Linked DNA regions of Mus musculus: regions 1, 3 and 4 are each linked to region 2. A link is a loop called in an ENCODE intact Hi-C map of the cell type or tissue named here. Cell type or tissue: left cerebral cortex. All regions are shown on one strand.

Region 1 (8,000 bases), 210 kb before region 2:
ACGTCAGAACATCTCAGCTCCTCTAAGATGAAGGGGGGGAAATCATTAATCATATAGATGAAATAAGACATGCAGTTTACACCAAAAAGAGCTGTGCCATGCTAGGAGAAAGTGTAGGGTCATCTTTGGTCGTAGGAAATATCCTCTGTTTATTTGGTGTATTTGTTACGGAGAAGTAGGTATAATTCTGCCTTGTGAGTAGACTTTGCCAAGAAGGTCATATTTGAGTCCATGGTGAGCAATACGGTTTACGGCAATAGAAATTGGTTTTAGAACGTGAAACCAGAAAATTCTAGCCATTTGAAAACAGCAGCGGAGGCTCCTCAGCTAGCGTACCATGAGGACCATTGGCGTTTATGATAATCAGACTATTCCTAGAGTCTCGTTTTGGAAGAAGGAAGGTTAGAGTGCCTCTGGGCTCCTGGGTAAGGCTTCAGAGAAATGAGACGCTGGGCTCTGAAGGAGGAGGAGGAGTGTAGAGAGCTGGAACAAAGAAGGACAGATATGTTAAACCAAAGGCCCAGCATTACTAAAAAGCAGCCACGGAGAATGCACTAGACTGGAGTACCATACACATGGTGCTGACCAATGAGGCTGGATCCAGTGCTTAGCTATGGAGCTGAGATTCCGGGTGGAGCAAAGGATGCCCTGTGTGTAGGGTAGACACCCACAGTGAAATACACTCACCAGATGCAAAGGACAGTGCCGGTGATTTAAATGATGTGACTGAAAACACAGGGAGAAGTAGGAAGACTGACAAGACACTGGCAAAGAAAGAGAAAGGGCTGCCAGCAGGAGCACAGGATGCTTGAAACCCCAAAGTGCGGCAACATTGTAGCAGACAAAAGGCTAACAGCATGCCCACGTTTTCCCTGGCATCTAAGCATCAAGAGCAAATCAAAAACACCACCCCATAATGTCCAGTTTTAAAGTATGGCAACTTTTCAAGGCCCTGGATCAGTTCAAACATACTCATCCTATCGGTGAGAAAAGTGCCTGTCCAAATAGGCTGCATGGAAGACCAGATAGATTTCTTTTGGGTTTGCTTGTTTTTAATGTAGCTTCCTGGAGTAGCTCTTACTCCTTTGTTCAGCCTATCAAGGAACTTGCTACAAAGTCCAGACTGACCTCAGACTCCCAGAAACCCTCCTTCTCCAGCACTCGCTCTCTCTCTCTCTCTGTCTCTCTCTCTGTCTCTCTCTCTGTCTCTCTGTCTCTGTCTCTCTCTCTCTCTCCCCCTCCCTCCCTCCCTCCCTCCCTCTTTTCTGTTCCTAGACCTGAAATTGCAGAGGTTAAATGTTAACCCTTGAGATAGTCTTCTTAAATGAAAAATGTTCTTACAGTAAAATGCCCTAAAACAGAAACTGTGTCACTTCAGAATGGAGAGTCCATGGATTCCTTTCCAGACTCTTGGGAATCACAGATGAGAAATGTGCTGACTGTAAAGATGTTACATACAGACAAGCAGGGCTTTTACTGCTGGGCAAACTCTCCATCTAATCCCAACAAAAAGATGACTTCCTGCTAGTAAGGACCATGTCTTGCATATATTTCTGCTATGATAGTTCTGAGACTATATGGAAATCTTTTGGCTTTAGTAAATTAAAAGGAATGAGGGAAGAAAGAGAAAAAACCACTTGTGTTATGAACACCAATACTTATCAATATAAATGGCTCATGGGCTAGCAATATGTCTCAGCTGGTGAAAGCACTTGCTGCCAAGCCTGGATCCAAACACTGGAACCCACATTGTAGAAGGAGAGAACCCACAAGTTGTCATGTGACCTATACACACATACCATGGTGCATGTACCATGGTATAAGACTGACACCTCTCTCTGTCTCTCTGTCTCTCTCTGTCTCTCTCTCTCTCTCACACACACACACACACACAGAGGAGAATACATGAATGAATGACTATCAGAGCTCTAATAAAACATCATTCATATACTAGGCATGGTATATGAGCAATAGTCTGATTCTTGCTTTGCTTGAATACATAACATAACTTAGATGAATTTAAAGAAATATTTGTTTATTATTTGATTTTAGGCATCCCAGCTGTAACGGCGCAGCCAGAGAAAGGTAGGTTTGGAAGGGAAAGAATATTTAGATATTTCTTAGAATCAATACGATAGAAGGTAGGCATGTGACAGTATCTGTCCTCTGTGTTTCTTTGTCTTTCTCCAGGACTAAGCCACAGCATCGTTCCTGTCACAGTAACGCTGACGTTGATAATAGCCCTGGGCATTTTCATGCTTTGCTTCTGGATATATAAGCAGAAAAGTGACATCTTCCAGAGACTCACGGGGTCTCGGGGTTCTTACTACCCCACACTCAACTTCAGCACAGCACATTTAGAAGAGAACATTCTCATTTCTGATCTTGAGAAGAACACCAATGATGAAGAAGTTAGAGATGCTCCAGCTACAGAGAGCAAAAGAGGCCACAAAGGGCGTCCTATCTGCATTTCCCCTTAACGAGATGCCGTTATAGTGTGAATTGCGCCTCTGTTTTAATTAATCTTCAAGCACTGGTTTTGAATCTTAACCAAATCAGATGGGATTTAACGTATTCATTTCCTTTAACTGTGGCCCATTCTGAAAAGGCCCATTATTTTAAAAGACAAGAACTATTAAATAGAATTCTCAGGCCAGTCTGGTAAGCATTCAGTGTGTAGGTACACTCGATACATTAAGAGAAAGGGGGCGTGTCCTCTCACTCCATATGACAGGATGGTACTTCTGCCAGTCAGTGCTTGTTTGATTCTAAATCAACCATTTTTAAATGGTGTGGTTTGGGAAAATCCTAAATTTTAGACTTCAGGTTCTGAGCTCTCAACTAATACTTTGAATGACAAAGTTATATTAGATCTGATTCTCAAGTTAAGTGGGAGAAATACCACCTTCTCCTACATATGAAGAACTCAGTAGGCAGGCACTCTCAAGAACAACCATACAGTTTAAACTGTGCCATAAACCCTCACCTGTTAATTGATTACCTTGATTTAAAGATATCTTTTAGGTAAGTTTAAAGAAATGCATTGAGAGTTTAATATTGTCAAAGTTCATGGGCCTTACTTATTAAAAACTAAAATCTAAAATTATAAAATACTATATAACAATCTTTTGTTATTGTTCTGTTCTGTTTTGTTTTCAAGACACAGCTTCTTTGTATAAACAGTCCTGGCGGTCCTAGAATTCACTTTGTATGCCAGACTAGCCTCAAACCCTCTGCCTCCCAAGTGCTGGGATTAAAGGTGTGTGCCACCACTACCTGGCAATATGTAATCTAACCAGGGCTTACAGAATAGATGTAACTCAAACTTAAAGAGAAAAAAAAGTGAAGATCTGAATTGTGCTCCCATTAGAACCAAACTAAACAAGATGTTGAAAAAATACTGAATAAAACAACCCTGGAGAAGGTGTTTTAAAATAAACTGTCCATTCTGACCATCTCCTTTTAGTCTTGGATTAGTTGATGCCATTGGTTGGTTAATGAGGATTAAGAGTATGATATTTGGGGCCAGGAGACAGTTCAGTTGGTAAAGTATCTGCTGTGCCATCTTGAGGACCTGAGTTCAAATCCCCAGTACCCACATAAAGACTAAGTGCAGTGGTGCACATCTGCAACCCCAGCTCTGGGGTGGGTATGGGACAAAACCAGGCGAATCCCAGAAGCTCTTTCACCAGCCAGTCTCGCCAAGCTGATGAATTTCAGGTTCAGTGACAGACTTTATCTCAAAAACTATCATGGGAAAAGACACCTAATGTCAGACTTTAGCCTCAGTATGCCCACACATATATGTGCATGCACACACACACACATTAAAATTTTAAAGTATATTTCCTGTGTATTAAAAGGTCACAGGTTTGATATTCTGTCATTAATTTATGATAAATAAAAGTGTCTCCATAATCAAGAGTAAGAGGTTACTTGCCGTCTGAGTGTTTACTGGGTGTCTTTATTAAGATAGATCTTCTGTTCTAGCACAGTCCTGGGGTGAACCAGTCAGGGTGGCTTCTATGCTCATGACACGTTATTCCCAGGGAAGCAATCTATACACAGACGACAGGAGGTAGCTATGAAAATTAAGTATGGTCCCTGGGATAAACATGGGCACTCTCAGGCTTGCCTCCTTGTGTATTTCTGCCAGTACAATCCATGGCCCTGGTGCTACCTGCCACTCGTCACTAGGGGGCGCTCTGAGAAAAAGTATGAATGTGTTCTGCACAGCAAACTGGGATCCTTATCAGTACAACCTGAAGACTAGAGTCCCTGTAGACTATTACAACGACTACAGCTCCCGGTCACAGCTCTTTGCTACTGCTGTTATGTGGCTGACACACTGGGACACTTGACTCTCATTTTGTTTTCCAAGTCATAGGACTTAACTTTTAAAAGAACATTATATTAGGTAGCAGTTATATATTTATGACTCAAAAGAACTAACCGGATGGTATAAAGACTCAATTTAAAAAACTCTCAAGTGAAATTAAATTTCCTTTTATTTTGGTGGATTTGATGAAGCTGTGGTCAATTAGCCTCCCAGTAAAAGTATAAAATCACACATAACAAGTGGACAAAAGTATGCCCTTGCAGCCGTGGCCTTGCTGAAAGAGATGAGATTGCTGTCAAGGCTCTGTTTTGAAATCCTGTGTTGAGCCTTCCCTGAAGCCTGTCCCCATGAACCAATTTGCACTTGTTCCCACTGCTGAAATTTCAGAAACATAGAGTACTAAGGGACTCGCTTTTTTCACATATGAACCCTTTAAAATCCTTTTCATAGATCTCTTCTTCTTTCATTAATTTAAAAATATTTTTCATACAGTATATCTTGACCATATTCCTTCTCCTCTCAGACCTTCCCCATCTCCTTCCCCACCTGACTTCATATTCTCTCTATTTCTCAACAACAGTACAATTAAAATAAACTAACAAAATAATAAGACCAAAAAAAAAAAAAACTAAACAAAACAAAAATCACACACATAAAGCAACCCTTGGCATTCATTTTGTGTTGGCCAACTGGTTGATATACCCAGTATCACTCCAACGGAGAAAATTGATTGCCCTTCTCCCAGCAGGTATCAATTGTAAATAGCTTCTTGGTTAGGAGTGGAATGCACATTTATTTTTAATCAGAATTTGATTTCTTATTTATTTACTGTGCATTCGTGTTTTGCCTGTATGTATGTCTCTATATAAAGGTGCCAGATCCCCTGGAACTGGAGTTTGAGGCAGTTGTGGGCTCTCATGTGGGTGCTGGGACTTGAACCCACGTCCTCTAGAGAAGCCCCAGAACTTAATTTCATAACTACAGCATAAAAAAAACATAGGATTAAAAATTCACTCATGATTAATATTCATCCCTTTAAAATATATTATTTTCCTGAAGGGTCTTTGACCATGGGTTGATCAAAAATTTACTAGACCTTGGGACCATTAAAAATTAAAATATCTATATATGTAAGTTTTTCCCCTGTGACTGACCTGAGTATCTTTAGATACTCCCAAGAATTGGAAAGTCTTGGATTTTTTTCAGTTAATAACATCTTGAGTTCTTCCTATTCTAAGAGCCATTCAGGTTTGATTGTCATCGAAAGCTCCACACCTGAATGGTCTCTTTAGATGACTGTTTAGTCTTGAAGTCTCTTTACCTCTTTAAAATGGCCAAATTAATATATAGTTAACGTCTGGATATCCAGAACAAACACAACCAAAGGAATGACGTATATAATTACCTTTACATTGTGGCTAAATCCATTTGAAGTAATTTTTTTATAGTGATTCACAGTTGATACTGGAGTGGATCAGAAGAGGCAAGAGACTCTGGATTCCTCATCATGTCTACCATTCAAATATTAATTGACATAAACAATTTCAGTTTAACACCTGTATCATGCCATGTGTTGTATGACCAACAAAATCAACATGTGCGTTCATAATTTGAGGCATAAAAATAACTGCACACCTGACAAAGACAGAGGCGGATGCTCGCAGCCAACCATCGGACTGAGCTCGGGGTTTCCCGGTGGAGAAGTTGCAGAAGGGACTGAAGGGGGTTTGCAGCCCCATGAGGGGAGCAACACTGTCAACAGGCCAGACCCCACCCCCAGTCCTCCTGGGGAATAGACCACCAACCAAAGAGTACACATGGAAGGACCCATGGCTCCAGCCACATATGTGGCAGAGGATGGCCTTGTCAGACATCAGTGTGAAGAGAGACCCTGGGGCCTTGATGCCCCAGGGTAGGGGAATGCCAGGGTGGGAAGATGGGAGTGGGTAGGTGGATGGGGGAGCACCCTCATAGAGGCAGAGGGAAGGGGGAAAGGATAGGGGGTTTCCGAAGGGGAGACCAGGAAAGGGGAAAACATTTGAAATTGAAATAAAGCAAACATCCAATTAAAAAAAAAAAATAACAGCACACGTTCTAAGAAACTAGGGGTAACTGAAAACTAGAGCCTTTAAAAATTCTGTGTGTTTTGGAAGTATGGGTTCAGCTGCTGATAGCTCTCTCAGCCCCAATGGAATTCCGAGGATCCTGGAGGGTGATTTTCCAGACTGCACAGCATTTATAATTTCATGTCTGGTCTTAACAGTTCAACATAAGACAACCGAAATTCAGTCTTGTTAACTCTTTATGTTGTGAAGCACTGTCAAGCTGTTTGCATGTGGTTTTACAAAAGATTCAGGCTCAAAGAAAAGGCCAATACTGCAGGCATACCTGTAAATAAATATCTAGACTGTGTGCTTCATTTCATTATTTTGTTTTGTTTTGTTTGTTTGTTTGTTTGTTTGTTTGTTTGTTTTTCGAGACAGGGTTTCTCTGCATAGCCCTGGCTGTCCTGGAACTCACTCTGTAGACCAGGCTGGCCTCAAACTCAGAAATCCGCCTGCCTCTGCCTCCCGAGTGCTGGGATTAAAGGTGTGCGCCACCATGACCGGCGGTTCATCTCATTATTGTTACTACATCTTCAGTGTTTTTAAAGAAGAGCCAACAAAAGTGCCCAAACATGAAGCGCTGGGTAAAGTAGAGAGAATCTGCATACGCCTCTAATTCCTGATGAAGGTTCTAATTGCAGAAGAGAATATCTCACGAAAGCCAGAAACTGAGCCCCCACGTGTGACAGTGACCTTCTCTACTCAGAGTTAATTAACATGAGCACTTGCTTCTTGCAGGGCACTTCGCTATAATTTAGAACAAATTAAGGGGAAAAAAAAATCACTCAAGTGCTGTTTTTCTTCCCACTGTGAAGTGAGCATGATGGACCAAATTTAATGCATCTAAAATGCTATCATCCGTTTCCGGGATTGATGAAAAGCAATGAATTCCAATATCGCTTTTTAAAAAGAATCCCAATCTGTGTTTCTTCTAATGTTTCCTATTAATGATCAATGAGTTTGAAGATTAATAAATGTCTTTTCCACTGCACCCATTAAGTCTCCTATCTACATTTGACTCACTGTATGCGCTCCTGGATATTTTTAAATAGATAAATCTTAAATTTAATGTGACAACCAGTTAAAGAATCACTTTTGTTTCCTCTTGCCTCTTCCCCAGCCCTGAAATTACAGCTTTATTGTTGTTTGTGCCTGGCCTGGAGCTCCTCTCTTTGTCTCTCACCTGATGAGGGCATGGCCCCAGTGGCTGTCTGAACTTTAACTTCTTAGTGCGTAGGGCTTTGTGGGAGCTGGAAATCTAAGTCATAGATATGATTAGCTCTCTTAGTTAATTAATCAATTAGTTAATGCTTAATTAATGGTTAGCCCTCTTTCCCAGTAGACCCTGGAACCTGCCAGGGGATGTGTGGAACGAAAGGAAAAACATGGGAAGAGACTCACAGAACTCAGTCAGCGGGGAGTGAGCTCTGGCTGCTAGAGTCACACTTCGATTGGGGCTGGGGAAAAACTGATTGGCCTGGAGCAAGCCTAGATGGGCAGTGTTTATCCAAGCCACCCCCACAGGGAGTGCTTAAGCAAGATGCCTCTGATCTGGC
Region 2 (8,000 bases):
AGATAACCTTTTGAAATCAATTTGCTATTTGGGTGACACAATTCAATCTTCATTCAGCAACTGCAAACCAATTGAGTTCTTCATGCCAACTCAGAAATACATGATTACTAGCTTTTACAAGCTGAGCCTCTCTACAGCTGCTGGCAAAAATGGGCACAGGGGAGGAGGTGATTTTAAAACCTGCCATTCAAACTTATCTAGTCTAACCAGTAGTCAGAGGAAATATACTTGAGAACAGGTAAAACCAGCTTTGGCCACATTAAGTTCATGTTAGTGTAGAAAATTAAAAATCACAAACATCAAATCTCAGTCTACTGTCAAATTATAAAGCAATTTTACCATTTATACTCAGTTCTTTTGGATTCAATCTCAGCAACTTTACTAATAATTTTTGTAAAAACAAAACAAAAAAATAGATAAATGGATTAACGCAAACAGAATTCTCCTTTCGTGATCTAAGAACTTTAGTAGGAACTTGTTCCTTTTTAGGTTGTGATCTAATTTGGCCCATTGCTGATCTACAGTCTACCAGCTCATGACTTAATTTGTTGCTTAAAGGTATAGCTTGATACAAGCTTATACACTCTAAGTATTGCCAGGTATTTTACAGACACACAGAAGAATGTGTCAACAAAGATAAAGATAGTTTTACTTGGGTACAACAGCTCTTTCTCCACCCCATGGCACAGGGCACTAAACTTTCTAATTTATTAATCCAAGTCTTCACTGCTAAGCTCTAACTTTCCTTCATTACCTTTCCACTGCGGAAAGCCCTGTCACCTCCCAAAACAGCACATCATCACAGCAGGTCCTAGCCAAGCCTCAGTTTAGCTCAAGCACTCTACAGTTGTCCAAGCGTGTGCCCTCTTTCCACCCCACAGTCTGTCCGTACAGTATTTACAGTAAGGAAGGCAGTAAGGTGCATGTTTACGCGTTGGTCTGATGACTAAACTGTGAGTTGTTGGAAGATGTTGCGTCAAGCTCATTCCTGCAAAGGGAAGTTCTAACCTGGTAACCAAACAATGCTTACACTACTTGATAAATTTTCCACTCGACCATTACTTTCCTAAAATATATTAAAACGTGGATATAACAGATGACAGGTGTGTGAGAGATGGATATGGAATAACATTTGACTGCATAAAGGCTACAGATGGCTCACATTCAAGTTGATTATCCAAAACCTTCATGTAGAACACAGAAAAATCTGTGAAGTTATATGAGAAAACAACCTTCCTTATTCAAGACACCTGACCTGGGTTGAGGGGTCTTGAATATAGCTCAGAGAGCAAATGCTTAGCATGCCCGAGACCCTACACTGTGTAAGACAATCTGACCCATCATGTAACTGAAAATAAGGTAATGGGGGGTACTGAATTGCATTATATACATATATGAAACTGTCAAATAATGAAAAAAAAATCTTCGGGTATGAGAGAAAGAGGAGGGCGTGAAGGAGGGAGGTGGATGGTGTACCAAACATCTAGGGCAAAACTAGAAGTGTGTGGTGGTGTTGATCTGGTGGCACAGCAATCCCGGAGCTCAGAAGGCTTAAGCAAGAGTATCTTACCTTAGAGGTGGGTCTGGATAACATCATGAGTTCAGTGCCAGCGGGAAACACAAGGTAAGAGCCCTCTAATCAACCCATAAAAACATGAAGCTATAGGGACACAACTCACAAAGTCCAAGTTTCGTTCTGACCAGAATGCTTGATGATAAAACTTGGTGGTAAATTCCTTCTGTTTGAAGTCATTAAAAATCCACAGTACAAGTATTATGCCCTGTAGTGTGCCTGCTCTGCTGACTGCTTCACACACTATCTCCTTAAAAAAGGCATCCCAGGAGTCGGGGGTGGAGGGGACTCATCTCAACTAGGAGATCTTAAGAGGTAAAATAACTATGGTCATGGCGATGCCAGAGTTTCTGGTTCCATTGCGACTGCCTCAGCACAACTGCTGCTTCTCTCACTCACACACACACACAAAAGCTCCTCAAAAGGAAATACTGACCCCATTTCGGGTTATCTTGTGAGACTACATAGGATCTACCTTTTTTAGTGAGAGTACTATTGTTTGTCAATCAGGACGGTATCTCGGTACTCACCCCTACGTTCTGGATACAAACGGGGGAGGGGGGGTGGGACTTAAAAAATAAGGACACTGAAGACAATAAAAACACACACACACAAACTACAGAATGGCGTGTGACCCGGACCCGCTCTTTAAACTGTTTTCACACTGATCGTGACGTCATGTTTATGACCCACACGGATTTCCACCCCCATATACCAACACGTACTTTTGTAGGGGGGTGGAGAAGGAGGGTGTTCACTGTAGTGGTTTCGGGGTGTGTGTGTGTGTGTGTGCGTGCGCGCTCTTCACTACGCAGTTTCTCCAAGGTGAGGGTGCATTTTACTACTCACACCTTGCGTGTCTAGAGTCGGCCCCTTACACCCGTGTCTCGCCCCGGGTCAGGAGAGCCAGCCTTCCTGCCTCACATGCCCGTGTCACGCCACTCCCGGTGCGGGGCCACCGAGAGGCCTACCTCCCTCCACCTACTCCGAGGGGACTGGGGGAAACCGACCGAAATCCCGGGTGAGCCGACCCCGCACTACGGCCGCCCGGCGCCGCAGGTCGTCGCGGGTCCCCGAGGGACGCGCACCATCTGCCCGCCCGCCCGCCCGCCCTGCCCCCGGGGTCCCGGGTGGGGGTGGGGGTGGCTCGCACTCCAGCGCTCCCCTCCCCCCCACGCCGCCGCCGCCGCTCTTTACCCTCTTCCACCGAGCACTCCGCTGCAGGGAGTGTCGCGCTCGCCGCAGCCACACCGCCGCCGCCTTCCTCGCTGGGCTCGGCTCGGCTCTCGGGCTACCGGCAGAGAAGTCGGCGACGAAGCACAATGGCGGCCGCCCCTCCGGATGCGCCGCAGAAGTGGCCGCCGCCGTTGGCAGCCCCGCCCTTCCTCCTCCCCCGCCCCCTGCGCGCTCGCTCGCCCGCTTCTCGCGAGAGCCGCGGCGGCGGCGGCGCTGGCGGCGCTGCGGGGGAGCCGGGAGCTGCGGGCGGGCTAGACGTGCCCCGCCGCGGGGTGGTGCTCTGACTGCGGCAGCCGTTGAGGGCCGCCTCGGGGGAAGCTGCGAGGCGCCACGGTAAGCGGCCGCAGACGGTCGGCGACGTGCGGGCGTGCGGGCGCCCGGAGCGGCGCGGCGCGGGAGGCCGGGCGGGCCGGTCGCCGCCCGCAGTGCGAGGGGCTTCGGCGCCCGCCTGGCTCCCGCGCCCGCCGCGGGCCCCTACCAGGCCCGCCGCTCCGGGTCCCGCCCGGCTGGTTGCGGGGGTGGATTTTGTTTTCTCTGCGCTCGGCAAGTGGCGCAGGGACTGTTTACGGAATGGAGTCCGACGCTGCCTTTCCCCCACCTCCCCTCGAGCCTCCCCGGCGCGTCCTCCCTGCCCAACCTTGTAGGATTTGACAGCTCTCCCTCCACCTACTACAGCCTTCCGATTGATTCCTACACCCTGCTGCTGGCAGTTTCCCTGGAGTAAATAAGTTGTAGCGACGGGGTATTTGGACGATCACTTCGGAATCTTAAAAAAAAAAAAAAAAAATCGGGCTTTTTAAGCTCTGAGAGCGCAGCTACAGGTTTTGCAGCAGACATTCACTTATTTAGAAAGAGCGAGGGAATCTGTGACGTAGTCTGAGGAATACGAGAAGAAACTTTCAGAAACCACGGTGAATGTGGTTAAACTAAGATGTAAATGAGGACTAAGAAATGCAAGAGAGTATGGGAAAAGCCACAAATTATGTGGCGTTTCAATGATGGACCAAACGCAAGTTGTTTAACGGTAAGTTCTTACTAAAACTTGGAAGCACAGGGAGGGCACTTGGGTTTTTAAGTGACCTATTTGATTTAAGGGTGTTTGTTTCAAAGAATAACTTGGATCTACATAATTCCACTAAGTGACTAAGTGAAATGCTACATATATATATATATATATATATATATATATATATATATACACATATGTATATATACATATATACAGTCAGTAATCATCTCTCATTTTTCTTCACTCATCACTAATAAATTTCGTACAAACTTAAGGGTTTTGGGTTGTTTTTTTTTTTAATTTTGTTAAAGTTGACACCCAGGTGTCATCCTTTTAGGGCATGTAGTAGACAAAGTGTCTGGTAAAGGATAAAATTAAGTACAGATTACTTTTGAGGAGATGTAATTTGTCCTTTTAAGAGAAATAATTGTTCCATTCTGTTTGGCCGTGTAACACCCTTAAGAATCAGAATTCATGGGTTCATATCTCAGCACTTTGTCTGATTACCTTTGTCTTCAGCAGTTCTTTAATGTTGCCAAGAATTCCTTAACCCAGGCTTCTTCCTGTGGGTTAGGGAACCCTAATCCGCCATGCTCCCCAAACTTCATGGTGGTGTTGAAGGGATTAAATGAGGGGATCTGTCAGTTCTTAGAACATAGCAAGCGTTCCATAATTGTTAACAGTTACGTTATGTGTCTAAGCCACCATTCGGCCTTTCTGGAACTGAACCTTGTGGAGACCCCTTGAACATCTTTCCCAGTTTATTTTGTGTTAAGAGGATCGACTGCACCATTTTCCTGAGCTATAGTAGACAAACGTAGTTAGTGGGAACTTCTCTACAGAACCCCTGACAAGGACAGTGCAGGTGTTGGCCGGTTATGGTTTCGTCTCCTCTCAGTGCTGAGGATTCTGTGAGAGGTGAGTGTGGTGCCAGCTTCCTCTGTGTGTGTGTGTGTGTGTGTGTGTGTGTGTGTGTGTACGTGTGTGTATACGTGGAGGGGTGCTGGCCACTAGAGCCTGTGTGAAGGTCGGGGGCAGCTTGTGGGAATGGGTTCTCTCCTGCCATGGATTCCTGGGACTCAGACTCGGGCCAGCAGGCTTTGCAGCAGGCTCCTTTAGGTGTTGAGCCACCTCACGGGCTCTGGATTCTAATTCTTAGTTAATGCTAGGTAATAGCTATAAAACACGGACATGTGCTTATCCTTTGAGAACAGTTAGGGGAGTGTGTGTGTGAGAGAGAGAGAGAGGGTGGGGGCAGAGATTGAGATTGATTTACTCTCTGCTGTGAATTTTTAAGTAATTTATCATTGTCAATAAATAATTATTGAAATTTTGTTGTGCTAAAGACATTTTATGCTTTACTAGGAATTATGGATATAATCTAGGTAAGATAGTGACTATTGTTTCCAAAACAATAATCGGAGCAAAGGATTTGATAGCAAGCATCTGAAATCAGAATTCCTCTAAACAAACTAGACACCGTCCCTTTGGTTTGCAGCACTCTCTCTTAGCCCTTTGATGATCTGTCCGTACAGCTGTGGTTCCTTTCTGACTTCAAGGGTCTCTGTTGACCTCTTGCCAACACCGTTTCATTAATTTCCACTTCTTTACTTCCTTCCCTAAGACACTGTCTTAGTGGCCTTTATTCTCTTCATCCCTCTGCCTTATGAACTTGTCTGTCATCTGGCCGGGTTCATCCTGCCCTGATTCTTGGGTTTAAGCACTGTTGTTATTGTTGTTTAATCTGCCTGAGTACTTAGAGTTCTCGTTCAGATTTCAAATTACCTGTTTGCTCTTTCCACCTTTATACCATATAACCTCCTTAGGAGCTCCTCTATGCATTCTTTACTATTGAGAAGATAGGGTGATGTTAGCTTTTTGCAAATTGATCATTTTCAATTATAGGTTATCTTAATCTTCTGACAAACAGGTTTCTCCACGCTGAGACAAGTATTTACAGAACCTTTTTGGGATACCAATTTCTTCTGAGATGAAAATCTTATTAATCCCTAGGCTAAAGAAGTGAATCTGGGGTCATCAACTAACTTGACAATCTACTATTTAAATTTATAGGTAGCGCCTGGCATGGTGGCGCACACCTGTAATCCCAGCACTCGAACTCAGGAGACGGAGGCAGGAGGATCACAAGTTCAAGGCCAGCCTGGGCTACAGAGTTCCAAGCCAGCCTGGACTATGAGACTCTGACTCAAATAAACAAAAACTAATAAAAATAAACGTATAGGTAGGTCCCGTTTTTCTAGATTAAGAGTCCCTATTTGTAATAAATGTTACATGAAAGTCCTGTGCTGTACATTTTGATAAAAAGAATTCCTTTTGTGCCAAACATTGTAACCCTTGTATTTAATGGTCTCCTAAATTTTTAATTTTCCTCAACAATTTTTGTTGAAAAAGTGCAAAATTTAATAAATGAATATCTAAAAACATTCCTTTAATTGACTTCTGCTTTTTTTGGCAGCAAAAAGTTTGCTCTCCAAAGGTAGCCTTGAAAGTATAAGAACACGTGAAATGAAACCAGCCTGCCACCCTGAGAAACTGCTCTCACGCTGCACCTTCAGCATAGGTCTCATTTTCAGAGACTGCAGTCACTCACAGCTCTTCCAGACTCTGTCCTAGCCAAGATGACTTCCAATCCATGGGGCACAGGTTCCTTTTACACTGCTTAAAACCTAGGGTGTGGGGCTGGAGAGCTGGCTCAGAGGGTAAGAGCGCTTGGAGTTCCCAACATCCAGTGTCTCACAAGTGCCTGTACCTCCAGCTGCAAAGCAGCCGATTCCCTTTTCAAGCCTTCGAGGGCACTGCATTGATTTGCACAAGCCATCATACTGATACACACATACACATCTAATTAAAAAGTTAAATCTTAAAAAATTAAAATGTGTTTAGTGAAAGCATCCATCTCTTATTATTGACACAACTCGGGTTTGTGGAGGTTGGGCTGAATCTCCCCCACCAGCTGTTACTGTAAATACTTTCAATGAGGCAGTCATGCCCATTAGTTTATGTATTGTCTATGTATTAGTCAAGGTTCTCCAGAGAAGCACGGGCAGTCGTATACCACACATTATCTGTCACTTAACAGGAGATTTACTTTAAGGGTTGGTTAATACGATTGTCGTGGGTGGCTGACAAGTTTGAAATTTATAAGGCAGGCTGGCACGTAGATTCAGGAGTCTTTGACAGTCTTGAGGGAGAATTTCCTCTTTCCTGGGCATCCTCAGTCCTTTTGAGGCTGATTGGATGAGGCTCATCTACATCGTTGAGAGTAATCGCCTTCACATACAGTTAGCAGGCTGTAGATGTGATCCACAAACACAAACCTCCTGCACAGCATCTACCAGGTAAGGGTTGATTGCAGAACTGGGTACGGAAGTCTTAAGTCAACACTGTAAATTTAGCATCACACGTGTATGATTATTTTCTTCCTACAGAATCAGAACTGAGTGCCTGAGACAATACTCACTGTCTGGTCCTGTATTCATAACTTTTCTTGTTCTGGGGACAAAATACCTGACAGAAGTAACTTCTGGAAAGAAGAGCCTGTGCAAGCTGACTAGTTTTATGTCAGTTTGGCAGAAGCTGGGGTTATTTTAGAAGAGGGAACTTCAATTGATAAAAGTGCCCCCTGTCAGATAGGCCTGTGGACAAACCTGTGGTACATTTTCTTGATCAATGATTGACATAGCAAGGCCCAGCTCAGTGTAAGTGGTGCCGACCTTGGACTGGTGTCCTGGGTAAGAAAGCAGGAGGAGCAAGCGAGTAAGCCGTGTTCTTCTGTGACCTCTGCATCAGTTTCAGCCTCCAGCCATGACTTCTCAGTGATGGATTGTAATGCGGAACCGTAAGTGAAAATTCTTTCCCGAGTTTCTTCGGTCATAGTGTTTTGCCATAGCACTGGAAGCCCTAAGACTCTAACTGGTATCACGGTTCACAGTGGTACTTAGCATGGCAGGGAAGAGATGGTGTCAGGACAGTGAGGAGGCTGGTCACAGTGCTTCTGCAGTTAGGAAGCAGAAAGAAACAGAACGGTGCTCTACTCAATCCCTTTTCATTTAGTCGGGGTCCCCAGCCTATACAATGATGACGGCTCCACTCTGGGTGGGTCCTCAACCTCAGGGAAACCTATCAGGAAATGCCTTTTAGGTATGCCCAGAAGACTGGCTG
Region 3 (8,000 bases), 76 kb before region 2:
TTATCGATGGAAGACAATTTTGGAGAAGATGAGACGACAGAGTTGGTTCTCTCTTGACAAAAAGAGGAACTGGGCTTGCCTGAGATGAGGAAGCGTGTCTTCCTCTCTAAGGCTACAGAGGAAGAGCTGCAGATATGCATTTGAAGATGTTTGTCTCTAGCTGGTAGTCAGTCAGTGAGTGCCTCTGGTTTCTTGCTCAGCAGGATGCAAGAGGTTCTTACAAGAAAGCAGACAAGGCTCAGTGACTGTAAGAATGCCTTTGGCATGTACAATGACAGGGCTGGGAGAACACAGTGACTGAGGTAGGAAGAAGAGGATTGCAGAAGAGGTACATGGAGCCCCAGATGCATGGGTAATGACAACTGTTGGGAAAATGGAGTTTCTCTTGTGGTCCTTAGTTGTTGCAATATGAGGGTGGGGGGTGGGTGGAAACTGAAGAAGCAGCAGAAGAAAGGGATGGAGGCCAACAGGAATAAAAGAGGAATGTAAGGCTGTGGAAAATGAAGGCGAGGGATGGAGTGAGACCAGAGGGGAGAGAGGTGGAGAGAAAGAATTAAGGCAGGAGATATAATCAGAGAGGAAGACTCAGAGTGATGTGTTCCTGCTGTCTCCCACGGAAAATGATATCTCGTGTCTCAGCATGAAAAAAGAGGCAGAGTGTGCCGGGGCTGCCTAAAGAGAGAACACACCTTTCTCTAGTTCAAATAATAAAGCAAAAACCCCAGCTGAAGTAGGTCACAGCTTAAATTAGATCCAGTCATTAGATGGTGGATTCTATCCTATGTCTAAGATGCCTTTGAAAATTAGTTGAACACAAACCAATCTACACTTGTTGAAGTTGCCAATTAATCTCTACTCCAACTGACCCAGCGGCAGCAGCATGAAACTTTTGATACCCACCCCAATGTTCTGGGTTTCTGAATGAAAGACACACACACACACACACACACACACACACACACACACACTCGGCCTTATATTTTAATATGCCTTAAATGGTTTAATGGCTGAGCCACCTCCAAACCTCCATGTGACTAACACCTCCCCTCCAATATTTCTGAGTTATTACTTACTAAAAATCTATATTCCATCGTTGTTGCCCTAGACCCAGATGGGGTGAGGGCCCCTGGGGCCACCCTTTCCAGGCTCTTACATGATTGCTATACTCTCTGTTCTGCAGCTCTCGGGCCTGGTAGCTACTCCTTTCCTGGCACGGCAGCTCTAGTCCACCACTGCCACCCCCACCTTGCCAGGGAAATCCTAAAAAAAAATCTCACCTCTGTCTCCCTGTCCAACCATTGGCCACCAGCAACTTTATTTACCAATCAAAACCAACTGGGGGCGGGGACTCAGTGTCTTACCGTGTGGATTCTCCTGCAATTTTGAGGACCCAGTTAACATCATACAAGCGTTAAACCACATCCACAGCACACATTAATAAATATGCAAAGGTGGCAGTGAAGAGAAATTTGTCAGTTGCGTGATTCCACAGAGTTGCTGTGTAGTTAGTGGGCAAAAGAGCCCAGAATCAAGATGTTTCCATAGCTAAACAGAATGCACTTGGAAAAATCTGCTGTCAGTGTTTGTTTAGTATATGAACACATTATTGACAACTTATGAAGTCTGAAAGTGAATAACAAGCAAAGTCTTGACATTCGGACGAAGGGGCTGAGCCTGGAGTGCAGTGAAAGAAGACTGGACCACACTGTCGCCAGCGCAATGCATTCTCGATGCATTCCCACCAGCAATGGGCTGCTGCTCCACATCATCCCAAGCACATGGCTTCGATCTTTGGGGTTTGAGTCATCCTTGCTTTCATTGACAATCCTTTAATGACGTGACCCGGAGCATCTCTTCATAAGCTCATTTGCTATCTGCTTATCTTCTTGAGTAAGAAGTATCTTCTAACTCTGCCTTTCGCTTGTTTTCTTTGTATTGAGTTTGACTTGATTTTTTTTTCAAATAAGTCACAGATTGTTGTTGTTTTTATTTGTTCATTTTATGTATCTGAGTACACTGTCACTGTCTTCAGACACACCAGAAGAGGGTATCAAATCCCATTACAGATGAGTGTGAGCTCCCGTGAGGTTGCTGGGTATTGAACTCAGGACCTCTGGAAGAGCAGTCAGTGCTCTAAACCTCTGAGCCATCTCTCCACCCCTTGACTTGATTTTATACACCAATAATATGAGGCTTACTTACCCAAGGGGCCTTGCTTGTTCTACTCCCTGAGTTAAGTATAGTTGCATCATTTATAAAAGCATAGTTTAAAAGAACTGGCCTGTAGTGTCAGCACTCGGGAAGTACAGGCCAGGGCCATGAGTTTGAGTCCAGAATGGCATGCATAGTCCTTATCACAGACAAACGAAATGGACTTTAGAAAGTATTTCATTAGTTCCTTGAGAATTCCATACAGTATGTTTAGGTTATTGTCTAAGTTAGGGTTTTTGTTGCTGTGAAGAGACACTATAACAAAGGCAACTCTTATAAAGGACAACATTTAATTGGGACTGGCTTACAGGTTCTGAGGTTCAGTCCATTATCATCATGGCGAGAAGCACAACAGCATCCAGGCAGGCCTGGTGCTGGAGGAGCTGCGAGTTCTGCATCTTGTTCTGAAGGCAAACAGGAGAAGAACTGACTCCCATGTGGCTAGGAGAGGGTCTCAAAACCCACTCCCACAGTGACACTCTTTCTCCAACAAGGCCACACCTCCTCCAACAAGGCCACGCCTCCTCATAGTGCCACTCCCTGGGCCAAGCATATTCAAACCACCACAGTTATATTCACTCCCCTGTCCCAGTTCCTCTCACACCCATCCACTCTACCCTCCTCCCTTTCCACCCAACTTGTAGCTTTCTTTATTTCATCCTCTCCATCAAAGCCCAACTGGAGTTGCCCTACTACTTTTGGGAGCGAAGCCTGATATAGATTGTGGTCAACCAACTAGAGGGTCGCATCTTTAAAGAAAATTAACTTTCCCTCTCTCAGCACTATTAAATGCCATTAGGTCTTCGTCCACTGGTAAGAATCTGTGCCCTGCTAGCGCCTCAGTGGTGGGATTTTTATCTGGGTTGAGCTTTCATATATCTCAGGCATATGGTCACAATCTCTGTGAGTTTACATGTACGTCTGCCCAGTCGTGTCCAGAAGACAGTTTCCTTGATGCTATCCACGAGCTCTGACTCTTACTATCTTTCTGACCTTTCTTCCTCAAAGATTCCTGAACCTTGAGGGGAGGGGTGCAATATGCAAATCCCACTTAGGGCCAAGCCCTCCATGGTTTCTTATTTTCTGGACATTGACTAGTGGAAGGTGTCTATTAATTGCCATTTACTGTGAGGAGACACTTTTCTGATGAAGGTTGAGAGATACGCTCATCTATGGGCAAAGCAGTAGGTCTCTAGGAATTACTTTAATACTATGGCCATTTAGCAGAATAATAGCATTGTGCTTCCCCTTAGGGACTGCAATCTATTTAGCCACAGGTTCTTGGCACAGTGCCAGGTATGGTACTGGCGGGACTTAGATCCAATCATAAAATGGTTGGTTACTTTTGTGACATTCATCCAACTACCACAGCAGTACCCATATCTTGTTGGGCCCCATCATTGCTGTACCTTACAAGGTTCATATCTGGATGAGATAGAGGTGTGTGCTGTATACACGAATGGAGGAGAAAGAAGTATTTCCTCCTACATCCGTGTGCACAGCAAGCACTTCCCGGAGCGAAGAAAGCTAAATGGGAGAGTTGAAGCTTCCAAGTTAGTGCCATCTTGACCACCTTACCTGACTCAGCGATGTGGTTTCTTCGGCCACAGGGGCTTACCAACAAGTTCTGAAGATAGCCAAGACTATTGGCACTGACCTGTAGTTCTTGGGGCTTTATGAGATTCCATTGGCAACAACTCAAGAAGAACCCGTTTTTGGTACTGGGGTTTTATTTGCTAGGTGGTATCTATCTTCTTTCCCTCTTGTAAGGTAACTCCATTAAAATTTTCCTCTCTCCCTCCCCCCTCCTTCTCTTCCCCTTTCCCTTCCCCTCTCCTCCCTCCCTCTCTTCCTCTTTCCTTCGCTTCCTTCTCCTGCCCCATAGAGGCTGTGTTAGCTGTCCCATCCCATATTCCTTCCTTTAACTTGTGCTTCTACCCCCATCCCAGTCAAACCTTCCTGTTCCGTTATTCTCCTTTACTTTCGATACAGTAACTAGTGGCAGAGATATATTTTCTAAGAGGCATAGTCCACCAGGAGGGAATTGTGAAAAGGGAGATTACGGTTGCTGACACCACCTTCATTAAATAACCAAAGTCCATCAATCTTTGTCCCTCTGTATGATTCTTGCCAAAAGGGCACAAACAATTCTACTAAGAAGAAACATCAGACGAACCCAAATGTGCTTGTTCCTGGATAGGGTCCTAGAACAGAGATAATTGTCAAATGCCACAAGTGCTATGGATTAGTCAACAGTGCTCCACCAATGCTCTGTCCTGGTTCCTATCCTTGCACTGATGTTATGTAAGATGCTAACATTTGGAGAAGCTGCCGCAAGGATTACGGGAAGTTCTATTTATTTTTGCAACATTTTAGAAAGTCTGAGATTACTTCAGTTCAAATGAGAAGTTTATCTTTAACGAAGAGAAGTTGGAGTCTGCGGTGTGTCCGCCGCTTGGGGATCTGAGCGTCCCAGCAGTGCGACCCTGGGCTCCACTCCCCCGCCTCGAGTGGGAGGCGTCGCAACTGAGCTGGGAGCTGCGCACCCGACAAGCACCGCCCCCGGCCCGCTCTCGGCGCCGCGCAGTCATGCCCCACGCAGCGCTGTCCTCGCTCGTGCTGCTGAGCCTCGCCACTGCCATCGTCGCCGGTAAGCTTCCCCTGCCGCGCCCCGGAGAGTGCAGAGTCCCCGCTCCCACCGATGGCCACGTGCCTCGTCCTCCGACCATCCCGCAACCATCTCTCAGGCTGGGTGGCTTCAGAGAGCCAGACCCGGGACAAAGGCCAAAGCAGAGGACCCCACTTCCACCGTGTCTGTATCCTCACCTCAGACCCCCCAAGACGGTTAGCTCGCTAGAGGGTAGAGGAACTGTAGAGCCCTTCAATGGGTGGCAGTAGGGAAGGGGTGAGGCCTGGGGGTGGAGGGAGGAAACAGGCCCTGTCCCATGGCTAGTGGGCAAGTTGTTAAAACAGGAAAAGAGTTCAGCCACATAACCCCTGCATCCAGAGGGAGGAGAAGCCAGGCTGGGATCTCACTACAAACACTGCGATTTAGAGAAACCTTTGGTCGGCTGATATACAGTGACATCTGAAAAATTAGACATAATTAGTCTTGCAAAATGGCACACACACACACACACACACACACACACACACCCCGAGGAACACAGACAATTCCACCGAGCATGTGTTTTTCTTTAAACAGGCTTTCCGGGGAGGCACGTCAAAATATGTTAATGGGGAAACCCTGGGGGAGATTTCCTTCCAAAAAACACTACCAATCCTACCAATCCTTTCCGAGAATGAAAGAGCAAAGTAAACAAGAACTAAGTGGACACTTGTGTGGGCTTCAGTAACAGGATTATGCAAGGGATTTTTTTTTTCCTCCACTGGATTTCACTGCATTTTAAATAAATTTCTGTGTGAAATCGGCTGACAGCGGGAGATATTTTAAAGGCCCTGGGTGTTGAAGACCTAGCACACTGAGTTGCTCTGAGCTTGCAAAGCTCTTTTCTTGGGTTCCTGTAGAGCAGCACGGATGACCAGTCGGGCTGTGTGCTGCCTCTCTGAGAGCAGAAGCAAGACGTACTTTAATTTTATCTAAGGCTGCACTAGAGCTTCCTCGAAGTCTGGACCACCTCTGAGTCCTCCTTAGGCTCCCCTCATTATCTGGGACACCCTAACTCCCTCTTAGTGCTCTCTCTCTCTACCATGCCAGGCTAATTTTAAAAAATACTTTGTTGTTGTTATACCAATGAGATGGTGCAGTGGGTAAATATTCTTGTTTTGCAAGCCGGGTGACCTTCGTTCATTCAATCCCTGTAACCAGGCAAATTGAGGAAAGAAAAGGTTATCCTCTGACCTCCACAAGTACACTGCACACACACACACACACACACACACACACACACACACACACGATGATAGCCCCGTTAAAAGGGAAGAAAAATACATTCCTAGCCAATTTGGAAAGAGAAGGAGTTTCTAGATTTGGCATTACCTGTGAAGTTGTTTGAACACAGAGAGGTCAAGCCTCCTAAGTTTTATTCTTTTCTAAATCTGGTCTGGATTTCTGGATTCACTCTGACCGCTTCCGTTGGTCAGGAGACCACAGTAGATTACAGTAAAAATGATCGAGCTCTTCCCACACTAGTTAGCCACCTTCTGTGTCCCCCAGTGACGTGGAAAATGGTACTTCATAGGGCTGTTGTAGAGTATACCTACTACAGGCCTGGGAAATCCTGGTCTCCTTCTCTTTGCCCTTATCATAAAGCAAGAAAGGTAATCGCATCAACAGAAAACATCGTGAACATGCCACTCGACTGGCTATAGTTACTGAGCACACTGACAAGAGCTTACCAAGATTTAGAGTTGGCTGAATGGCAAGATCCCCACACTAAAAGAACCTCAGTAACCTAGCCTAAAGTGGACATTTAATGCTGAAGCGGAAATCGCTCTTTTTTTTTTTTTTCTATTACGTTGGAGTATGTTAGTGAACGTGAACTTGTTAGATTTGGTTCTCAGCTCAGAACACAATGGCTATAACATCATTTAACTTCAGAAGGTTCCATGGCAGACCTGTCTGGGGCTTCTCTGGTTTTGGATTGGTTTGTTGTAGGTGCTGGTTGGGGATCTAAACCCAGATCCTCATGGTAGTGCACCAAGTTCTTTACCGCTGGGCCACGCCTCTAGATCTAGAGCCTCTCTGGGACAGTGCCCACGCTCACCACTATATGCTTGGGACTACTGGGTCAGTGGTTTAGCCCGAGTGGTATGGGAGGAGTGAATGTAAGTCTTCCTTCTGTGTTTCTCATGTGGGGTGGCATCTAGGCCTCAGATTTTGAGTGGCTGTTACCTGTAATCAATGGTTTCAGTGCCCCTGCCTTCTTTCTGATATTAACTCACTACCCTCCCTGCTGTTAACTGAGTTTCTCCAGCCTGGCTTGTGGGAACCCTAACCTTCTCTTTCTTCTACACAGGCTACTTAAACCCTTGCTGTTGGTGTGGTTATCCTTCCCCTACTATTTAGATATTCGCTATTATGTAATATCCAAGGCCTTCCCCAGACACCTACACTCTTGGTTACATCTCAGTGTTTTATCTTCAGTGTCTACATTCTTACCATCACTCATCTTCCTAGGAAGAGGCTCTGCAACAGCAGAAGCCCCTTGCTGTCTTGAAGAGCTTTGTTTTCTTTCGATGTGTCTTTAAACTCTATTTTATGGTAATAATGATGAAAAATGGGATAATTTTAAAAGTAGAGGTGTCAGTTGCAATTGTGATTGCTTACCAATTGTATCTTGGAACTTATAACTGAATTCAAAACATGTGCAACCTCTACATCCATCAAGGTCACTCTTTCTTGCCGTTGTAGATGGAACTCTATTTCAGGGGACGATTTCTCAGATTGGATGTAAGAGTGTTTTTACACGAACAGGTGAATTCGCAAATAGTTATTATTTTAGGATTTCTTCCATTGTTGAGAAGCTTTTAAGAATTTGCTGCTGTGTTGAAAAATCAATGCTGCCACTAAAAAAGTGTGTGTTCCACTCTACAGACCAAACCAGCATATCTAATAAAACGTATACGGCTGAAAACTCCTACAGATGTTTTTCAGCATGCTATGACACAAACCCATCTGGACAATAGGAGTCATATCCGGCTTAAAACAAGGTCAAGAAGAACATTGTCTTCTTGCATTGTCTCTGTTAGGTGCGTGATTGTTTTCATGAGTTATTCTAGATTTTGAGGAGAAACAGGAGATTTAATCCATAAAAGAAATGGACCGG
Region 4 (8,000 bases), 680 kb after region 2:
TCGCAAAGTCAAAGTTGTACAACCAGCACCAGGACAATGATCCAAAGGAGTCAGCCATCATGAAATGTTTTGCTGTGTTATTAAATTTTTAAAAGCTAGGCATGGGATTATATGCCTGTAATTTTGAAACTCTGGAAGCAGAGGCAGGAAGTTTGTAATTTTGAGGGCAGTGTGGGCTACATGCAACACTTGGTCTCAAAACAATTTTAATTTGTACACTCATACCCATACTGGTATTATTCATAATAGCTGAGAGAGAGAAACATCCCAAGAAACTCTGATATGTAAATGAATATGTGAATAGATAGATAACTTCATAGGATTAAGAAAAGAATCCTACTGTGTGCTCAAGTCTATAATGACCCTAGCATGAAGGAGGCCCCCTAGAGTTGTGTGATGTATTTCAGTCACAGTGTCTCTAAGAATCCCCAAGAGAGACCAACACAAAATGCTCAGGCCCCAGCTGGCTCTTCAGGTAGTCCAGAGTGTGGTGGCCCAGAAAATGAGGAAAGAGGAGACTTTTTGTTTTGGTAAGACACGAACAATTTGGACAACACAGGTTGTAGCAGCGGTGGCTGCGGGGGAGGCATCAAAGTTAATACAGCAAAGCCACAGGAGCCCAGCTGGCAACTCTGAAGGGAGCTTTGAGTCACAGTGGTGGGGGTGTTGTGTCAGGAAGGACAGGCGAGCTGCTGTTGCTGCTAGGCTGCGGCCACAGATAAACAGGTTGTCACGTGAACCTCCAACAGGGCCTCTACTCAGAAGTGATTTTCCTACTGTTTGGGAACACCTAGGTTTCTAATTGCTCCTTTAATCACTTAGAGACAATTAGAAGTGCAGTGAATCTGCAGCGCCCTTGGGTTCCAACCTCTCATTCTCAGATTAGACAACAGCGCTGTAAAGACTTCATATGCCGCACACTGCCACACTCGAGCAGACGCTTGGCTTTGATCTGCGGGGCCTCTGTGGATGGAGAGGGACCTCAGAGTGGAAAGGGCACCTGAGAGGGAAGCCAGAAGATTCCAGAGGCAAGAGGCCCCATATCACAGTTAAGGTAGTTTCTCCTTTCCCATGAGCGCTATGTTCCGCTCCAGGAAGGGGCTCCTGAGGAGGTGACATATCTTCCTATAAAGGACTCGGGAAAGTCTTTCTAGAGGGAAGGACTTGAGCAGGTTTTGAAGGGTGAATAAGAGTTAGGCAAGAGGAAAGAATAGTAAACTCTGAGATTCTGGGTGCTCAAGGTAGAGTCTAGAGAGGGGGTACCAGGAACACTGTGTCTGGTATCCTACAGGAGGGCCCTAGGCCAGGCTGAAGAGCCGCGTTGCCTCCAGTCGCACACAAAGCCGACCAAGGAGCCGTAAGCAGCCTGTGGAAAAGGATTCTGTGTTGAGGGGGAGACGCCTCATACAGGGCAAGTGGCAGTGGGAGAGAGTGGGGGTGGGGACACCAGGGAGGTAGGTGGCTGTTGCAATCCCTAGGCTGTGTCTCATGAGTGAGAGAACTTGCCAGGACAAGCCAGGCAGGGGGTGGGGATGCTCAGCCTCATCTTCTGCATCCATCTGTCCCTTCGCTCACAGGGGGCCTCCTCCCCCACGCCAGCAGAATTTGTGATGTTCTGCAGCCATGGCCAAGGCTCAGAAAGGCCTGTGATGAGTACCACCAAGGTCCGGGGGCGGGGTGGGGTGGGGTGGGGGGAAGCTACCTGCTCTTTTGTGTAACTACAGCACACACATGCGCCATAGTTAAAAGGTTAAACGAGTGGGCAGAGATGCTTCCAGTCAGGGTCATTTTACATCATGAAATTCTAGCTGGAAGTAGATAAAAGGACACTCTAAAGTTGCATTAAATGTGGGCATTTGCCCCCCAAAGATGCCTTCCTCCATCACAGATCATGCTGCTAAGCATGTTAGAAGGAGCTAAAGCTGGGTCTGACTTCCATGGATCCAGGCAAAGGACCTGTGGCTGGAGCATCGACCTGATTCCAGGTGCCAAGCTGATGTGTTCAGTTCTTGGCTTTAGGGCTAATGGAACACTGGCTTCAAGCCGTTGAGGCTATGAGGGGAGTTCTATCTTCTAGACCTCCATCTTGGCAAAGTGCTGTGCTCAGCCAATGAGGAGGGAAGCTGGAGGCTTCTCCCTGGAATATAAGCTTGGGGTGTAGATGCTTGTGAGCCACGAGGCATGGGTACTGGGAACTGAGCTCAAGAAGGGCAGTACTTGCTTTTAACGGCGCTTTGTTGCTAAGAGTTAAAAATTGGGTAAAGAAAAGACTTAGGGCAAGGCCAACTGAAAAATTTGTCAATGGTCTGGAATAAAGATAGCTTCATGGCAGAGTGCTTGCTTGGCATGAGTCAGTCCTCAGCACAGAGGAAAAGATGATAACACATTGGGTAAATGCGCCCACCTGCCTCCCAAGCCTGAGGGGCTAAGCTGGATCCACAGAACACGGCTGGGAAGGAGAGAAGCGACTCCTGAAGAGGTCCTCTTCCCTCTACGTGTTCTCCATAACACATGCATGCCCACGTTCACTGCCCCCCACAACCAAAAATAATAATAATAAATAATTTAAAATTTTTATTAAGACATATTAATGAGTTAGGCATAGTGGCATGTGCCTTTCTTTAATCCACTCAGGAGGCAGAGGCCTGAGGATCTCTGGGATTTTGAGGGCAGCTACAGAGCAAGTTCCAGGACAGCCAGAGCTACATAGAGAGACTTTGTATTTAAAAAAGAAAAAAGGGCATATTAATGACTCACCAGATTGCTGTAATGTCATGCCTTGACTAGAGAAAAGAGGTAATAATAATAATAATAATAATAATAACAGCTATTATTTTTCCAAGCTCTTTAAACTTATATAAGCTACTTAATCTTCATCAAAATTGGTAAAATTATCCTTATTTTACAAAAGATTAAATTGAGAAGTTCATTGTGTCACAAAATCAAGAGAATGGAAAGGACCTGAAAAATATATACTATATGGCATCCCACTGTCTCTTGGGAATTAAAAAGAAAGAAAGAAAAAGTGAGAGAGAGAGAGAGAGAGAGAGAGAGAGAGAGAGAGAGAGAGAGAGAGAGAGAGAGAGAGCAACAACAGCAACAACAACGAACCAATTGCACGCTATTATAACCTGTGCAATGCCTCCCATGGTGGCTGGCTTTATGATTGATGGAGAGGTGTAAGAAGTTACTTTAAGGTTTTACAGATACTTCACTGGGAACTAAGAATCAGAGTTTAGGGGTCCTGTGCTAACTAATGCTGGGATGGAGCCCAAATAAATTCATCACTTACTCCAGAAAACTCTTAGTCCTGAAAGAGCAGGAGTGGAGTCAGCTGAGAGGTTTGTCAGTAACTGCTACATCTTGTTCATCAAGCATTTCCTAGACCCCCATAGCCTTGAACCCATGAATGCAAATTTTGATGCCTCCTCATTCCAACCAGTCCCCTCCTTCCTAAACTTACCTGAGCCGTGCTGGAAATGATGGGAAGTTTGTGAGCCATGCTAAAGCATGATGGGAACTTTGTTGAGGTCATGCCCTCCCCCAGCTTTGCTTCATCAACAACTTTTCTTTTCTCTTAATTTTTGGCGAGTTAACTGTTGGCACTGTATATATTTAACTGTGGTTCTGGTGAAGTTATTGCATTGTCAGTAAGATAGCCAAATCTTGGGGGAGATACTGTAGGTATAAAGTGTATGTGTAGGAATTCTTACTGTGGCAGAGAGGTGTACCCCAAAAACAACCTACAAATATACAAAGGGGCAAGGGTCGGGCAAGGGCACTGCTGCCCTATGGCAGAGCCATCGATAACTATAATGCCTGACTCTGGCACCTCGAGTACTCAGCCACCCACACAGCCACACAGGTGCCAGATTCTACCATGAAATGTATCATGAGCCCCTGTCATCTGCTCTTAAGGGCAACGCAGAAAAACTGTACAGGCAGAGGTAACTCTACATCTAAGAAGACAGACCAGAGGCTTTCAGCCTTACTGGATTTAGGTGGACAGACCCTTGGTTCCCACAGAGACCGTGCCATTGGGAAGGGTTAGCTAATCATCATTCAACCTCATGCCCTGCAGGGATCAGGGAAGGAAGAAAAACTGAAATGACAGTGGAGAGTAAAGATAGAAACAGCAGTAGAAAGAACTGGCAAGTTGGGAGTCAGTCTGAGTCATGAGTGCAGAGTCACCAGGTTTGGAACAGCAGATGCTCAGTTCTCCTGGGCACCATGAGGTATCGGAGTCACAGAGCAGCTGGTACATCCCAGACAGCCACAAACCCTGTTCCAGTTCTCCTTGAAGCCATTGGCCTTGGTGATGATGCACTGAGATGATGATGATGATGACGATGACAGTGATGATGGTGATGATGACAATGATATAAAAATATAAAACATGTAATTTCACATTGACGTGAAATTTAACACAATACTATTTATAATTTTTTTTCAGAGGTGCTGGAGGGCAAACCTAGGGACTTGAGCATGCTAGGCAATTGTTCCACCACTGAACTACACTCTCATCTCTGCGTTGATCTTAAGTGAGAAGTTCCAGAATTTTGAAATGCACATGTAGCCATATAAATACCAACCAGGACATGAGAGGTCTTTTTCACAACCCCCAAAAGTTACGCTGTATCCCTTGACAAATTAGCATGCCTGTTCTTATTTTTGTGTACAGTGTCCTTTTAAATCTGGCTGCTTTCTGTGCAACATAAATTACTTTCTTTTTTGTTGTCTGTTTCATTGTAGGGATGGTTACAGTTTGTCTTTCATCCTGCTGATGGCTATTTGAATTATTTCTACTTTAGAGCTGTTAAGAATAAGGCTGTTATTAGACACTGCTCAGAGGAGAAGGGGAAGGGGGTGATGGTCGGGTGAAAGTGGACCCCTCAGCTCCTCCCTGCTGCCATGTGCCATGGGCTGTGCTGTCCAGCTGTAGAGTTACTGGTACTGTACAATAACTCTAACGTGGCTTGTGTGTGGCAACCGTGGAACTGCAGTGGGAACCTCTGAATGCTGGAACGCCAGGGTCTTGGGATGTCTGTCAAGGAAAGCTTCAGGCATGGCCCTGGGTGGTTCGGGTTCCTTCTGGAAAGGTGTTGAGTTGTCAGGCTTGGCTGGCCCATCCTCACTCTGTTGTGTGGTCTGGGCAGCCAATTATCCAGCATCTGAACTTGGACTATCCAGTCCACTGCAACTCAGGCTTTCGAGAGGCCTGACAGTGAGAATATTTGAACGGTGCCAAAGGGCAGCAAAGAATGCGGTGTGTTACGAATGAACGGCTGCCCTGGGATTCGAGGTATTGAGGTCGGCGATACAAAGGACTAAGGAAAGCATGTGTGTGTGTGTGTGTGTGTGTGTGTGTGCGCGCGCGCACGCACATAACTCTGTATGCAGCAAAAGGAGCGAGCTGAGGTTCCCTAAAGCTCAAGAGAGAATGAATGGGGTAGAAAGAACCGTGCAGCAGGAGAACTGCCAGAGGGGCCCCTTGGGCTGAGGAAGTTGTTTAATGTGCAACTGGCAAAGGGCAGAGAGCAGCCTCTGGAAGTACTTACAGGACAGTGCTAGCATTGAACTTGACGCCACCAGCCTCCTGTGGGCTGTGTGCTCTGGGCTCCTAACGACTAACACAGGCACTGGAAGCTGGGGTTTGTCTCACTTGAAAGGCTTTGGTGTTTACCCCGAGGTTCTGGTCCCAAAGCACCAATTTTACAAAGCCACGCAATGAGAGGCAAGGCTGTTTCTTCAAACCCCCATGCTTCTTCACCCAGCCTTAAATAACGCCAACAGTGGGAACCATAAAGGTCTACCCCTTTTAGCCTTCTGTCTTCTTCTGGCATTAATATTCAATAAAAGCAGTGGATAAAAAAAATTCCTAAGTCCTCCCCTCCCCCCAGACATAGAGTGAATAGCAGGGCATTTTATAAGTTATTGATCAAATTCTAGTTCAGGAGAGAAAGCTAAATGTGTGGGACTGCAGAAAGAGACACTTTGCTGCTGTGTGACCTTAGACCGGTCACTGCCCCTTTCTGAAGCCCGGTCTACTGGAATAACAAGGTCTACTGTTTCTGTTCACTCTCAGTCTTAAGTAAGTCAACAAAAACGTCCTTACAGAATCCCACTCAGTACCTAATAGTTCCCACTGTTAGTCTTTCCTTTTGTCTTAGCTTTCCTTCCCGTGGGAAGTGGCTTGCCTCATAGGGCTCAAAGGAGAAACTGTATGAGCGATGGTTTATAAATGTGAAGTCCTGCTGCAGAGGTTGCTGTTGTAAAGCAGGCTATTCTGTTTTCATCACAGTTGTTAGTCACTCCTCTGTGTTCCAGACATTCTGGAGAGTCTATGCACAAAATGAACGGCAAGTTACTTGGGTCCCAAAAGCCCTTTGGAGGAGAGAGTGATACAACGTAGCAGGCTTCTGGCCTTTAAGACATTAAGTTGTGAAGAAAGGAACCCATTTATATTATGTTACTTTTGAGATAGGGCATCACTGTGTCACCATGGCTGGAATTAAAGTCATGACCCTCCTGCCTCAGCCTCCTGAATGCTGGGACTATGGTCATGTACTGCCATGCCTAGCTTCCCAGAGTTTTGACTGGGAGAAAAAGTCCTTGTTAACTGCTCTACTGCGCAAGGGAATCTGAAGAACTATCTCCAATATTCAGCTTGAAAACAGATTGGGACGAACACACACACACACACACACACACACACACACACGAGTTAAATACTCTTGTCAAAGCTATGAAAACCTGCTGGGTGGTGATGGTGTATGCCTTTGATCCAAGCACTTGGGAGGCATAGGCAGGGGTAATCTCTGAGTTTAAGGCCAGCCAGGTCTACAGATCAAGTTCAGAGACAGCCAGGGTTATAAAAGAAAAACAAAACAAAACAAAACAAAACAAACAAACCTAAAACTCAGGGACTCAGCGATTCTTAGCACTTGAGCATCATCTCTTACATTGTTTGCCCTGGAAATGCTCTCTGAATCTGTAACCATAGCAGGATATTGCAATGGAAGGCTCAGCTCCGTGTTGAGCTGCGATAGGCATAATATTTCAAAGTTAGGCCGTGGACACCATCTATGGAACAAAAATGGACTTCCAGATTTTGCCCTCTTTTCCATGGAAAGACATATTTATCCTCTCTGTATGTACATAGGACATACATGTACATTGCCAAGGATATAGGGATGCGGGGCCATGACCTCAGGCCATGTAAAGCATTCTTAGGTACTGTGAGTTGTGACAAAGATTCCCATGGAGGAAGCTCTAAAAAAACCCCACAAAACCCCATCAGAGAAGATAAATCAGTTACACGCAATCATATACCATTTCCTGTTGCTATGAGAAAACATCTGAGACCTTGTAACTTAAAAAGTGTAGCGGTGGGTATAGTTCGTGACTCTGGAATCCATGACCACGTGTGTGGGTCAGAACACAGCAGAGAACCGAAGGGCAATCTGTGTAAGAGATGGAACACGGGGTGTGGGTACACTTTATCACAACTTTCTCACTCAAACGTACACTCAGTCCCTCAGGAAAGGCTGTAATTCTCCTCTAACTATTGCATCAAAGCCTTCACCTTCTGAGACACCCACAGTAGCAGCCAAATTTCCAACAGGAGTTTCAGAATGGACAAACCATATCGAAACGTAGCATCAACCCATCAGCAAGAAGAGTGGGGAGCACCTCTTGGCTTTTGTTTTGTTTTTGTTTTGAAGTGCAGTTTCAAGTAGTCCAGGCTGGCCTTGAACTCTCACTGAGGTCATCAAGCTGGCAGTGGGGATCATGGAGAAGTTGACAGCTCCTTTTCCCCCACCACAAACCTCCCCAGGAGCCACCTTAGCCCTCAGAGTTTAGGGTTTTACTTGGGACCCAGCATTTAAAACCTGACCAAGTGTTTGTTTGTGTTCTAAGAAACAGTTTCTCCCTGAGGACCTTCAACTACACAGATAAGCATCGTCCTGCCTGAGGTTTTTGGCAATGCCGCCCTGCTA

Evidence for each region. A loop is a pair of places that touch in the nucleus more often than their neighbours do. Peaks named below come from ENCODE experiments on the same cell type or tissue, not always from the same donor. Only the 100,000 strongest peaks of a DNase experiment are listed, where the experiment ranks them.
Region 1: it touches region 2 in a loop (2.8-fold over the local background); 2 of 42 quality-filtered maps call a loop at or near these places.
Region 3: a loop joins it to region 2, with 4 times the contacts of the local background. A loop is called at or near these places in 2 of 42 quality-filtered maps.
Region 4: a loop joins it to region 2, with 3.0 times the contacts of the local background. A loop is called at or near these places in 7 of 42 quality-filtered maps.

The regions. Positions count from the first base shown.
Region 1 is chr2:60,414,493-60,422,492 of GRCm38, reverse strand. It overlaps Pla2r1 (phospholipase A2 receptor 1), which reads left to right. Exons shown (of 30, transcript NM_008867.2): 29 at 2,053-2,085; 30 at 2,191-4,950. The coding sequence ends at 2,480. Among named protein-coding and RNA genes, the nearest start is that of Gm13580, 7.0 kb to the right of the region's middle. In left cerebral cortex, a CTCF peak has its summit at 4,190 (motif pointing right); a DNase peak (open chromatin) is centred at 4,202.
Region 2 is chr2:60,204,855-60,212,854 of GRCm38, reverse strand. It overlaps Marchf7 (membrane associated ring-CH-type finger 7), which reads right to left and starts at 2,919. Exons shown (of 10, transcript NM_020575.2): 1 at 2,771-2,919. It also overlaps a transcript of Baz2b not described here. In left cerebral cortex, a CTCF peak has its summit at 3,082; DNase peaks (open chromatin) are centred at 1,927, 2,440, 2,998 and 3,399; H3K4me3 peaks cover 2,595 bases; H3K27ac peaks cover 1,827 bases.
Region 3 is chr2:60,280,921-60,288,920 of GRCm38, reverse strand. It overlaps Cd302 (CD302 antigen), which reads left to right and starts at 4,437. Exons shown (of 6, transcript NM_001290660.1): 1 at 4,437-4,861. The coding sequence starts at 4,801. In left cerebral cortex, a CTCF peak has its summit at 4,639; DNase peaks (open chromatin) are centred at 188, 4,728 and 5,557; H3K4me3 peaks cover 1,323 bases; H3K27ac peaks cover 1,077 bases.
Region 4 is chr2:59,527,212-59,535,211 of GRCm38, reverse strand. No RefSeq gene overlaps it. Among named protein-coding and RNA genes, the nearest start is that of Gm39831, 19 kb to the right of the region's middle. In left cerebral cortex, no CTCF peak of the experiment used is centred here; DNase peaks (open chromatin) are centred at 1,490, 3,880, 4,205, 6,273 and 1 more place; H3K27ac peaks cover 377 bases.